2 separate regions of the Homo sapiens genome follow, and region 1 is linked to region 2. The links are chromatin contacts, found by Hi-C or POLR2A ChIA-PET in ENCODE. All regions are on one chromosome and are shown on one strand. The core of a region is the stretch at or near the end of the contact, and the rest is flanking DNA. Distances in the headings are between cores, read along the strand shown.

Evidence for each region. Hi-C counts contacts between places; a loop is a spot of excess contacts on that map. ChIA-PET counts read pairs that join two places held with the same protein, here RNA polymerase II (POLR2A). Pooled maps may share reads with other maps.
Region 1: a loop to region 2 is called in a pooled map, with 2.1 times the contacts of the local background. The contact joins two enhancer-like sites. A Hi-C loop is called at or near these places in 5 of 168 maps with a recorded cell type or tissue (Caco-2, DLD1, K562 and 2 more), 2 of 37 single-sample maps with no recorded cell type and 5 of 50 pooled maps. POLR2A ChIA-PET finds 5 or more read pairs at or near these places in 2 of 52 experiments (MCF 10A and PC-3).

The regions. Positions count from the first base shown.
Region 1 is chr20:62,620,594-62,625,946 of GRCh38, forward strand. No RefSeq gene overlaps it. Among named protein-coding and RNA genes, the nearest start is that of SLCO4A1, 19 kb to the right of the region's middle. RefSeq lists enhancers at 3,577-3,936, 4,197-4,246 and a silencer at 3,977-4,066. Within about 2 kb of position 2,983, at least 38 of the 41 ENCODE cell types and tissues checked have a DNase peak (open chromatin) inside an H3K27ac peak, as active enhancers do.
Region 2 is chr20:62,568,160-62,572,924 of GRCh38, forward strand. It overlaps MIR1-1HG (MIR1-1 host gene), which reads left to right. Exons shown (of 4, transcript NR_171007.1): 4 at 2,285-2,605. It also overlaps the pseudogene RPL7P3. Among named protein-coding and RNA genes, the nearest start is that of MIR133A2, 5.6 kb to the left of the region's middle. RefSeq lists enhancers at 1,145-1,646, 3,949-4,078 and a silencer at 3,669-3,758. Within about 2 kb of position 2,457, at least 2 of the 41 ENCODE cell types and tissues checked have a DNase peak (open chromatin) inside an H3K27ac peak, as active enhancers do.

The DNA.
Region 1 (5,353 bases), core at 1,733-4,232, 53 kb after region 2:
GGCCCCCACCTGCAGGCATCCCTTCTGGGTTGACAGCCACGAGATGAGTGTTATCAGTGTCTGTGGGAGAAGCAGGGGCTCTGAGGTTGGGCGAGCGAAGGATCAGGTGGGCACTGCACACCGAGGGCACAAGAGCCTGGGAAGCCCCACCATGAGGGGCGGACTTGACTGAGCCCAGGCGTCCAGGCCCTTGTGGGCACAGAGTCTCCTCCCCAGGAGGCTGTTAGCACTCGGGGGGCGGGGGGCTCTGCTCGCCCTAGACCCCTCTTCTGGACAGATGGCAGCACCATGCCCCTCCCAAGCCCCATACCCCTGTGCAAGCCCTGCCTGCTGCCCGGAGGACCCATGCAAAAGCCGTCACCGCCCACGTCCAGGCCTGGGGGTGGGGGGAAGAGCACTCAAGTGCAAGAGGCAGACCCTGTGCCCCCACCCCTCCGGTGCCTCCCTCACCCCTCCTGTGCCTCCCCTACCCTCCCGTGCCTCCCCCACCCCTCCCGTGCCTCCCCCTCCACTCCTCCCATGCCTCCCCCCACCCCTCCCGTGCCTCCCCCTCCACCCCTCCCGTGCCTCCCCCACCCCTCCCGTGCCTCCCCCTCCACCCCTCCCGTGCCTCCCCCTCCACCCCTCCCGTGCCTCCCCCTCCACCCCTCCCGTGCCTCCGCTGCCCTGGGGTCGCAGCCTGGCAGGTCCTGCGCACCCCGATCCCCGCCGGCCAGCCTGGCATCACCCACACGGTCCGCCTCCCCACCCCGATGCCCTCCTACTACCCCCTGGCATTTTTCTGTGTGTGTCCAGCTCCTTCCTGCCACGGGGCCCTTGCTCGGCCGCTCACCATGCCCCGCCCTCCCTCGACTGGGCAGGACCTGCTAATCCTCAGATCCCGGCTCAGAGTCATGTTCCCAGGAAGCCCCTGGCCCTGCCGAGGTCAGAGCCTGTGACAGCCAAATGCTCCCAAACACACACCATGCTGGCTTGCGACCACGCCTGTGTGGCTGTGCCTCCGTGGCTGTCTCACCCGTGGTATCTGTGGCGTCGGGAAGGACCCTGTCTGGCTGCACCGCGTCCCAGTGCTAGGATGAAGTCAAAGCCCAAGAAACCAGATGAAAGAATGAATCCACAGACAGAAAACTGTGACAAAAGCTTTGAGTGCCCTGCTCCCGAGCACGGCTGAGACGCGGAGCTCACCCCAGCCTGGAGAACTCAGGGCAGCCGTGACCCAGGGGCAGGAAGAGGAGCCGGTCTGGCTCTGGGCAGGTCTGGGCTCCTTGGCACACGTGCCCCAACCCTGGCACTCCTCGGGGATGAGGGGGGCTGTCCTGCCTGGGTGCCACTTCAGTCTATGGGGAAAGGGTGGATTGCAGGCCAACAGACACTGCATTGACAAGGAGCTCATGGGAGCAGTCCCGGCAGCCAGGCTGGCCTCTGGGGAAAGGACCTGGGGCCAGGACCCTGAGAGTGGGGAGGACAGCTGGGGCTGAGGCGGAGGGAAAGCTTTGGGAAGCAGAGACCATGGGGGCAAAAGCCAGCATCAGGGGAGACCACGCACGGGAGGAGGTCCTCCGAGCAGGAATGCCCTCCAGGCAGGTTGGATGGCAGCCCCCGTGACAACCATGTCCTAATCCCCCAAGTCTGTGACTGTCACCTTACTTGGCAAAGGAGTTCAGAACCTTAGAATGGGAGAGGAGCCTGAATTATCCGGGTGAGCCCAGTATAATCACCAGGGCCATCTAGGAAGGAGGCAGGAGGGTCGGAGGCAGAGGAGGGGAGTAGAGGTCCGAGGCAGAGGAGGGGAGTAGAGGTCCGAGGCAGAGGAGGGGCGTAGAGGTCCGAGGCAGAGGAGGGGCGTAGAGGTCCGAGGCAGAGGAGGGGCGTAGAGGTCTGAGGGCTGCAAGCAAGGGCTTGAGCCAAGGAAATGCAGGTGGGAAAGACAGGGACATGGATTTTGCCTTAAAGCCTCCGGAAGGAGCTCATTCCTGCTGGCTCCTGGTGCCCCAGTTCAGTCCTCTGCCTCCAGAACTGTAAGGTGACCTGTGAGCTGTGTCGGCCCTTCGCTGGGGCTGTTACTGCAGCCCCCGAAACTCACCCGGCCTTCGAGAAAAGGAGTGCAGGTCTCACTCTGAGGCCCCAGGAGCCTCGGGAGGTTCCCAGCAGGAAACGACGTGGTCTCCTGCATGTTTCTAACTTAGAAGCCACCGTGGGAGTCCGGCCCGGAGGCAGCCCTGGCCCACGGCTCACGCTGCTCTGGGCTCTCTATAGAGTCGTCCCCCTGCTCCTCACAGTCCTGGTGTCCCCCGCTTTACAGGTGAACAAGCCGAGGCCCAGTGCTGCCTGGGTGCTGGCCCTTGCGACGGCCCAACTGGTTGGGTTGGGGCCATGTAAGTGCCAGGCAGGCTGGTGCTGCCTCCTGGGCGGTCACCTCCCGGGGACGCCACTCGGTCACCAGGGGAGGCGGCCTCAACAGTGCCTGCCGTGTGACGCTCCCCAGCCTCGGAGGTGGCCTTGGCTCCAGGGCCTATGGCAGGCCCATCAGTCCCAACAGGCGGGAAGAGCAGCCTGACCTGGTTGAGCTGGGACCTCCGAGGCCACGGACGTACACACCGTCCTCCCTCCACAGCCTCCGAGGCCGCGGACGTTCACACCGTCCTCCACAGCCAAAGGGCTGCCCGGGTGGTTTTGGTTCCATCAGTGAAGTTTTCTGTGGTTCACTCAGAGCGGAGCTGGGCATGGCTTCCTAATTGTGTCTCCTCTGGAGCACTTCAGAGCCTTCCCAGGGCCCGTGGAGCCTGAGGTGTGTGCTGGCACGTGTGGCACAGGCCTGGGAGTCCCAGCAGCGGCAGAGAGACCCGGAGGGGGTCAGGTGCCCTCCACCCACAGAGAGGGGGTGTGCGTGAAGAGGAGGGGTGGGACGAAGGAGGAGATGTGTTTTCTGCTTTAATGATTTAATGGGTATTTAACCCTCCCTTGGTATTTGCCTGGCTTCCGGGTGCTCTGAAAAGTTTCCCTAAAGGGGCTGGGGGAGGGGAGCTGGCGCCATGAAGGCGTGAGTCAGGTGGGTGAGGCTACGCTTGCTGGAAGGAGTCTACGTGCCTTCTGAACACACAGCTAACAGCCTGCACCTGTCCCAAAGGCCATGCTTCCCTGTGACAATGACTGGTTCCTGCCCACGTCGGGAAAGCCTTGGACAGCTTTCCTGGCCTCCAGAGAACCAGGGGAGTTGGGCTTGTCAAAGTTCCTGGGAGCCAGTGCTTCCCCTGCAGGCTGAGACCAGCCCAGGAAACTTCACTCTCAAACCACCGCCCCAGGGCAGAAACTTCCCTGGCCGCCTGCCCTGGTAATTTTCCAGGGTTGAAATTTTCCTCTCCAGGGCAGGAAGGACCTTCAGCCACTGATAGCTCAACCAGAAATGTTTCTACCGGACCAGAAGTCACAACCGCCCAGAGCATGACTTCACTCAGCCTCAGGGGCGGGGCTGTGGGGAGCAGTGGTCGGGGCCCCTCCCACCTGCAGATCAGGGGTGTGTCTGGCCACGCCCCACCAGCATCTGCAAGGGACAGAACGTTCCAGGGCAGGCAGCACAACAGGCCAAGGACTCAGGATCCCCGCCAGAGGGGCAGGGGCTGCAGGAGGCCACCCGCTCCCCGCTGACCTTGGCAGGAGCACCTGGGAAGCTGTGATGATCCCGCCCGGGTCTCCTCTCGGCCCTGAGGTCGCAGGACTCCAGCCACTGTGGAGATGAGAGGGAGTGTGGCTTCCCCTGAAATGAAACCAGACCCAAACCAAGACAAAAGCCTCCCACATTGATCCTATATTCCTGCCCTTCCTTGAGAGCAAGGGGCAGGATTTGACTTCCCCCAGGGGTAGGGGGGCACGCATGGCTGCTTGGGCCCATGGAAAGTGGCTGGAAGGGCCGCGTGTCACCTCTAGTGGAGACCCCTGGGACCCAGTGTGCAGTGCACCCTGGCCCTGGCAGCGACACCTGCAGCCTCCAGGTGGTGCCCGCGGGGGCCCGTGCAGGGACGCGGGACCAGGGCCCTGGCTGCTGTGGGGCCTGATCTGTCTGTGTTGATGGACACACCTCAGAGCCAGGATGAGGCCCAGAAGGACCAGGAGCCCAGCCTGTCTCCTAAGCAGCTTCCAGGTACTTCTGTATTTGGATATTTTTAGGAGAAGCTCTTTATTATCCAAAGATGTCATCATCAAAAAAGGGAAACGACCATCCAACCACACTTCTGCCAGTTTTACCGAAAGAGCAGACTGTGCCGGAACTCGGTGCTTAAAAGGACAGAGCAAACCCCTAGTCTACTCAGAGAGGAAGGGCACGTCCGCCCCACTCGAGGGAGGAACAAGGCTGTCCACTCAGTAAGTCTTTGTAAGGAGTGCCAGGGTCCTGGGAACAACAGCAGCCTGTGCTCCCGAGAGTCACCTGAGTCGGCCTGGACGGAGCCTGCAGTGACCGGACCAGGCAGGTGAGCGTGTGCCCAGGCACGGGCTCCGGGTTCAGGCACACAGAGACCTCAGCCTTTGCTTTCCCTCCCCACAAATGACGGCAAAAAAACACGTGAATCCAAGGCCCAGGGATGAGCTCGGTTTTTCCGTTCACAGTGATGCTCTGGGATGTGGAGGAAGAACTGGCACGAGGCTGCAGCGACGCGGCCCGGGCCTCCGAATGCTGAGTCAAGCAGGGCCATTGCACGAGGATGGGCGGGTGGGCGCAGGCCAGAGGTGGCTCTCCCGTGTCCTCCGTGTGGCCAAGGAGCATGTTCCTTCATCATCACAGTCACATCACACCACCAAGCCCCGCGAAATTCCAACCCTTTCATTCCTTAGCTTGTAAGATAATGCTGCGTGAACCAAGACAAGACACAGCCAAGGGGGCCATGGAGGGTGGCGGGCACCGTGCTGTAGGCTGAGCTGCTGTGCCAGGGCACCATGCTGCAGGCTGAGTGAGCTGCCATGCCAGGCGACCACTGGGCCCGGCCCTGCCCAGGGTGTGGTCAGCCCGGGAGAGCCATGCCAAGCCGCGGAGAGAGGAGCGGCCCCCAGCCTCAGCAGGGCACGTGCGCACACTGCCGGGGGCATCTGGGCCTGGACACGGGTTGTGATGTGGGACGTCGGAAGAGACAAGAAAAACATGGCTCCATGAAATGGGAGCAGCCTCGGGATCCCCAGGAAGTCTCACCCTCTGGAGGCAGGTGGAGCATTGACTTGGCCGGACCCCATGTCCCGCAGGCGCGGCGGCCCCTCGTGGGCATCTCAGCTGGAACGAGGCATGAGCAAGGGCACAGTGGAGCCGCACTAGGGTCCCATAGGGGCTGCTTGGTTCAGAGCGACAAGCCGACGGACAATGGAGTGG
Region 2 (4,765 bases), core at 1,207-3,706:
GATCCCAGCAACCTCGGGTTGGGGTGCACGGGAGCCAGCTCTGCCAGGCTGGGCATGCTGCGGAGTGCCTGGGCATCAGAGAGGGTGAGGAGCTCACCACAGTCACACAGCCAGCCCTGGGCGAGCCCAGAGCAGAATGGGAACACAGGGCTGTCTGCCCCAGGGCTGCGTCTTCCCCTCAGGAATGAGCGGCCCTTGGCTGGACTTGGCTGGACTTGGCTGGGCTGAGTTTGGGACCCTGAGTTTGGGGGCTCCTGCCTTCAGTGCCCGCGCCTGGTCTCCATGCTTTGCTGTGTGTTTAGCTGCGTGGGGGGTCCCTGGAGCATCTTGCCTTAGGGGCTCAAGGGGAGAGGGGGCAGCAGAAGGGGGGCCCATGCTGGGGAACGGGCTTTATGTTTCCTGGCGCTCTGCCATCTGTCTTTTCATCTCCCTGGGAGGGGTGAGAATGTGGACCTGAGTGAGCAGTGGACATTGCCAGCTCAGTGACCGAGAGGATGGGTCTAAGTGTCCGGTGCTGTGGGAAAGCCTCTCCCCACCAGGTGCAAAGGTGACAGGAGTTGGCCCATCCCAACCTCGGCTGAGGATCTGCAGATCCTGGGTCCTGTATCACTGTAAGACAAGTCCAAGAGCTCATTAGAAATGCAGATTCCAGGCCCCGTACCCACCCCTACCCCAGTCAGAGCCTCCAGAGCAAGGGCCTGGGAACCTGAATTTTTACCGAGTGTGTTTGGTGAGTCTTATGAACAAGCCACATCAACCTGGTCCTCTTGATGCCTGCTGGCCCCGCACCTGCCCTGCGTACACCTTGCTCAGGTCCCCTCCCTCTCCTCCCTACCCCTCAGCGGGCCATCTCCTCTGGAAAGCCCCCCGGCCTCTCAGCAGTACGTCTCTCTCCTCTATACTCTAGCAGCCGCCATCACACTCGGGACCCTGTTGGCTGCAGTGGGTCACTGTGGAATCTCCCCTCTCCCCGCAGCCTTGGGTGGAGGGTGGGAGGTGTGTGCAGTTTCCCAGATGTCAAGGGATGAAGTAACGTAGTGTGTGTGTGTGCGTCTCCTTGTTCTGGGAGAAAGTGGTGTTGACCACAAACAAGCAGAAAGAAGGTTAAATTCTGCGACCCCAAGCAGCCCCTGGTGAGATGCCAGGCACTTCCTTCCAGACTTTTTTTCCATACGTAGCTCAGTTCATCCCCATCCCACCTCCCACCACACACACTAAGGCAGCGGCCACAGGGCTGATAAACAGCCCTTTCTGCAGAGCAGTGCCTGGGCCCCCTCCTGTATCATCAGTGGCTCTGTCCACCTTCCTGCCCGAGGTCCTGGGGTCAATGCAGTGCCAACACGCCATCCATGACCAATGCGAGCAACCTCACTGCTGTCCACAAATGCTCCTGTGCCAAGCCCTGGGCACAACGTTGTCCAAACTCTGCTGGCTCTGACATGCCTGTGGTTCCATGGCATCACCAAAAACATCCTGACTTCCTTCCTCCTGAGCATGGGATGGAGGCAAAGGCCTGAGCAGCCTCCCGTGGGTCACCCACCACGCCTGCTGCGCCCACCGCACCTGCTGCGCCCACCGCACCTCCTGCACCCACCACACCTGCCGCCCCTGCCGTGGCTCCCGTCCCTCTGCAGGGCCCTACTTCCCTCTCCTCAGCAGCTCGCTCAGGCGCTGTCCATCTCCCACCCCAGCACCCTGTCCCTCCTCAGGTCCTGCTGACCGGGCGGCCTCTGGTCTGCAGCAGGGCACACGGGCCACCAAGCGCTAGGCTGTGGGGTCGCTTGTCGAGGTTGTCTCTCCCAGCCCCTTGCTCCCGTGTCCGTGGCCTGGGACTTCCTCCAGGTGTATTTGTGGAGGAAGCCAGAGAACGGGGGCAGGGTGTGGACAAGCCTCCGAGGGCCTGAACAGGAGGCGGGGTCCCAGGCAGAATGGCCAATGCGGCCTCCCAAGTTTCAGGAACAACCCGTGATCTGGAAGCTTTGGAAACTCTTGAAGACAAGGAGCAATGACCTGGGTTGGACCAAGGATTCCAGATCCCTGCTCTGCTGCCTCCAGTGGGAACACCCACACGCCCTCCCCAGGACCCCTGGGCCGACCACCTGGGTTTGTGTGTTTCAGTCCTGGATCTTGAGCCCTTAGAAGAGACCCTGCTCCCACCCCGGCCACTCCGTCTCCTGCTTCCTCACTTTGTGTCCACTTGTCCCAGCGTGCTGGGGGCGAGGCTGGTGCTCTAGGACAGAATTCTGGTCCTGGCTCCTGCCCTGGGTTTTTTTTTTTCCTGTAGGTCAGCCCTGAAATGTCCATTACTCACAAAGAAAAGGAAAATGCTCATTTGAAAGAAATTCTTCTCTTTGTCAATGCTGAGGCATTCTCTCAGCCCCAGCCCCACAGTGCTCCAGTGTGTGAAGGGCAACAGCTGACGGGGAAGTTCAGCACATCTGTGCTGACCAGGGCTGGAGGCGATGCCAGTCCGTGCAGCTGGGAACGCCTCCTCTGCTATGGCTGGAGCCACTGCTGAAGGGACTCCACCTGGCACCTATGCCACCAATGGCCCCTGAACGGGTATCTAGGCCCACCCTTAATAAAGATGAGCTGCTCATTCCCAGTTTCAGACCTTGTTTATCCTCCCCAGCTCCCCAGTGTGTTCTGGGGGAGATCCCTCCACTGTCAGACAAAAACTTCAGAATGACAGCGGTCATGCCACCGAGCACCAGCAGCATTGGCATGTGCTTCTCCTCGTCAGTGCGCCTCTGGCTCAGTCCAATGCCAAGCACTTACAGCTGGGGAAACACACACAAGCACATACACACCCCATACACTGGCACAGGCTCACATGTGCACACACCCACACATGTGCAAACACACACACGTGCAAACACACACACAGAGGCACATGCACATTCTCACACAGGCACACACAATGCACACATGCACGATGCACACACAGGCACACACGTGCACACCCAGACACATGCTTACACATGCACTTACCTGCACATTCCCACACACGGACATGCAGGCACACCCCTCCACACACACATAAACGCACATGTATGCACAGCTTCTCACAGATACACAAAGCAATGCAGGTACTCATGTATGTATACATGAGTACACATGCATGCACACAGGCACACACATGTGCACAAACATATATATGCACACACCCACACATGCACAACACACACACATAGGCACACATGTGCACACACTCACATGCACACACGCTCCCATCCCCCCACCACACAATCACACAGACGCCTAATGCCTCGCAGCAGGTGAGACCACCCATCAGTAGGATTAGGGGCCAACAGAGGGTTCCGGCAGCAGACGCAGGCAGTTTGGAGAAGGGGCTGGGTGTGAGCTAAGGCAGACAGGGGAGGCTGAGTGAGGGAGGAGGTTGGGTCCCTGAGGTGGGGGAGGGGGATGGGTGGGAGGTGGCTGAGGGAGCTTCCCTGAGAAGCTCAGAATGAGGCAGTCACATGGGGGGTTGTTTGGGCTTTCCCAGGTGAACCCTGTGCTTCCCCCTTCCCTTCCCTCTCCCTCTGTGTTCCCCTCCCCAAAGCTATGGCCCCTCACCACCCCTCTGCCCTGGCACCTCAATGAGACCCTGTGGAAGTTCCTGTAGACAGGAAGTGGGATGGGACCTGTGGGGAGGTGGGGCCTGTGGGGAGGTGGGGCCTGTGAGAAGGCGGGGCCTGTGGGAAGGCGGGGTCTGTGGGAAGGCGGGGTCTGTGGGAAGGTGGGGTCTGTGGGGAGGCGGGGCCTGTGAGAAGGTGGGGCCTGTGGGAAAGTGGGGCCTGTGGGAAGGCGGGGTCTGTGGGGAGGCAGGGCCTGTGGGAAAGTGGGGCCTGTGGGGAGGCAGGGAGCCACGACAGCCTGCCAGCTTTGCCTAACTTTTTATAACAGCTTGATTTTAAAAATGTTTCAAGTCTGTTTCAGTCTGTAGGTCCCTCCTGTTGCTCTCTCTTTTTTTTTTTATAATGTGTCTGCTGAAGGACCAGGTCGTTTGGCCTGGGGTGTGTCATGCATCAGGATTGCTGGTGGCGCCCTCTTGGTGCAGTTCTGCCTGTTCCTCTGTCCTCTGAGCTTCCTGTGTGCTGGTGGCTGGACCCGGAGACTCCTCCCACTCAGGCTGCATCCCTGCAGCAGGAACCCAGGTTCTGTTTTGTCCCCCCATCAGGAGGACACAGGTCAGGGCTGTGCACTCCTGGAATGGTGGCCAGGCTTGCTCTGTGCCTCAAGCCACTAATCCATCAAGGTTGCAAGACGGTGATGTCCTGAGTCTGGAAGTTCTTTTTCACTTATTTGTCGGGATACCTTTATGGAAACTCTTCTCCTCCACGCAGTCTCATCCCCAGTGCCACTGTCCAGAGGAAGCAGGATAAAGGCACAAATCTTCTCCTGCAGCCGCCGCTTTTCAGGAAAATGCACCAGGTCCCCGAAGCCCTCCTGAGGATTGGCTTGCTCGATACCACTGTGCGCGCAGGCCCCTTTCCAGCAGGAACTGTGGACGGCATCGAAGGGAAGAGAAGGTTCCTGCTGCACCAGAAGCCCCTTATGGAGCAGTGAAGGATTTCACAGAACTAAAGATCAGGTGCCTGAGACAGGAGTTTTTAAAAAGATGCTTTGAAAGCCAAGGGGGAAGCTGAGTTATGAGAAAGCTTTGCACCACCGCAAGGAATACAGAGCCCAGAGCTGGGATCCGAGTCACTGTGGCACTGGGACAGAGGCACTTCGTCGTACGCACCTGGGAGCCCAGACT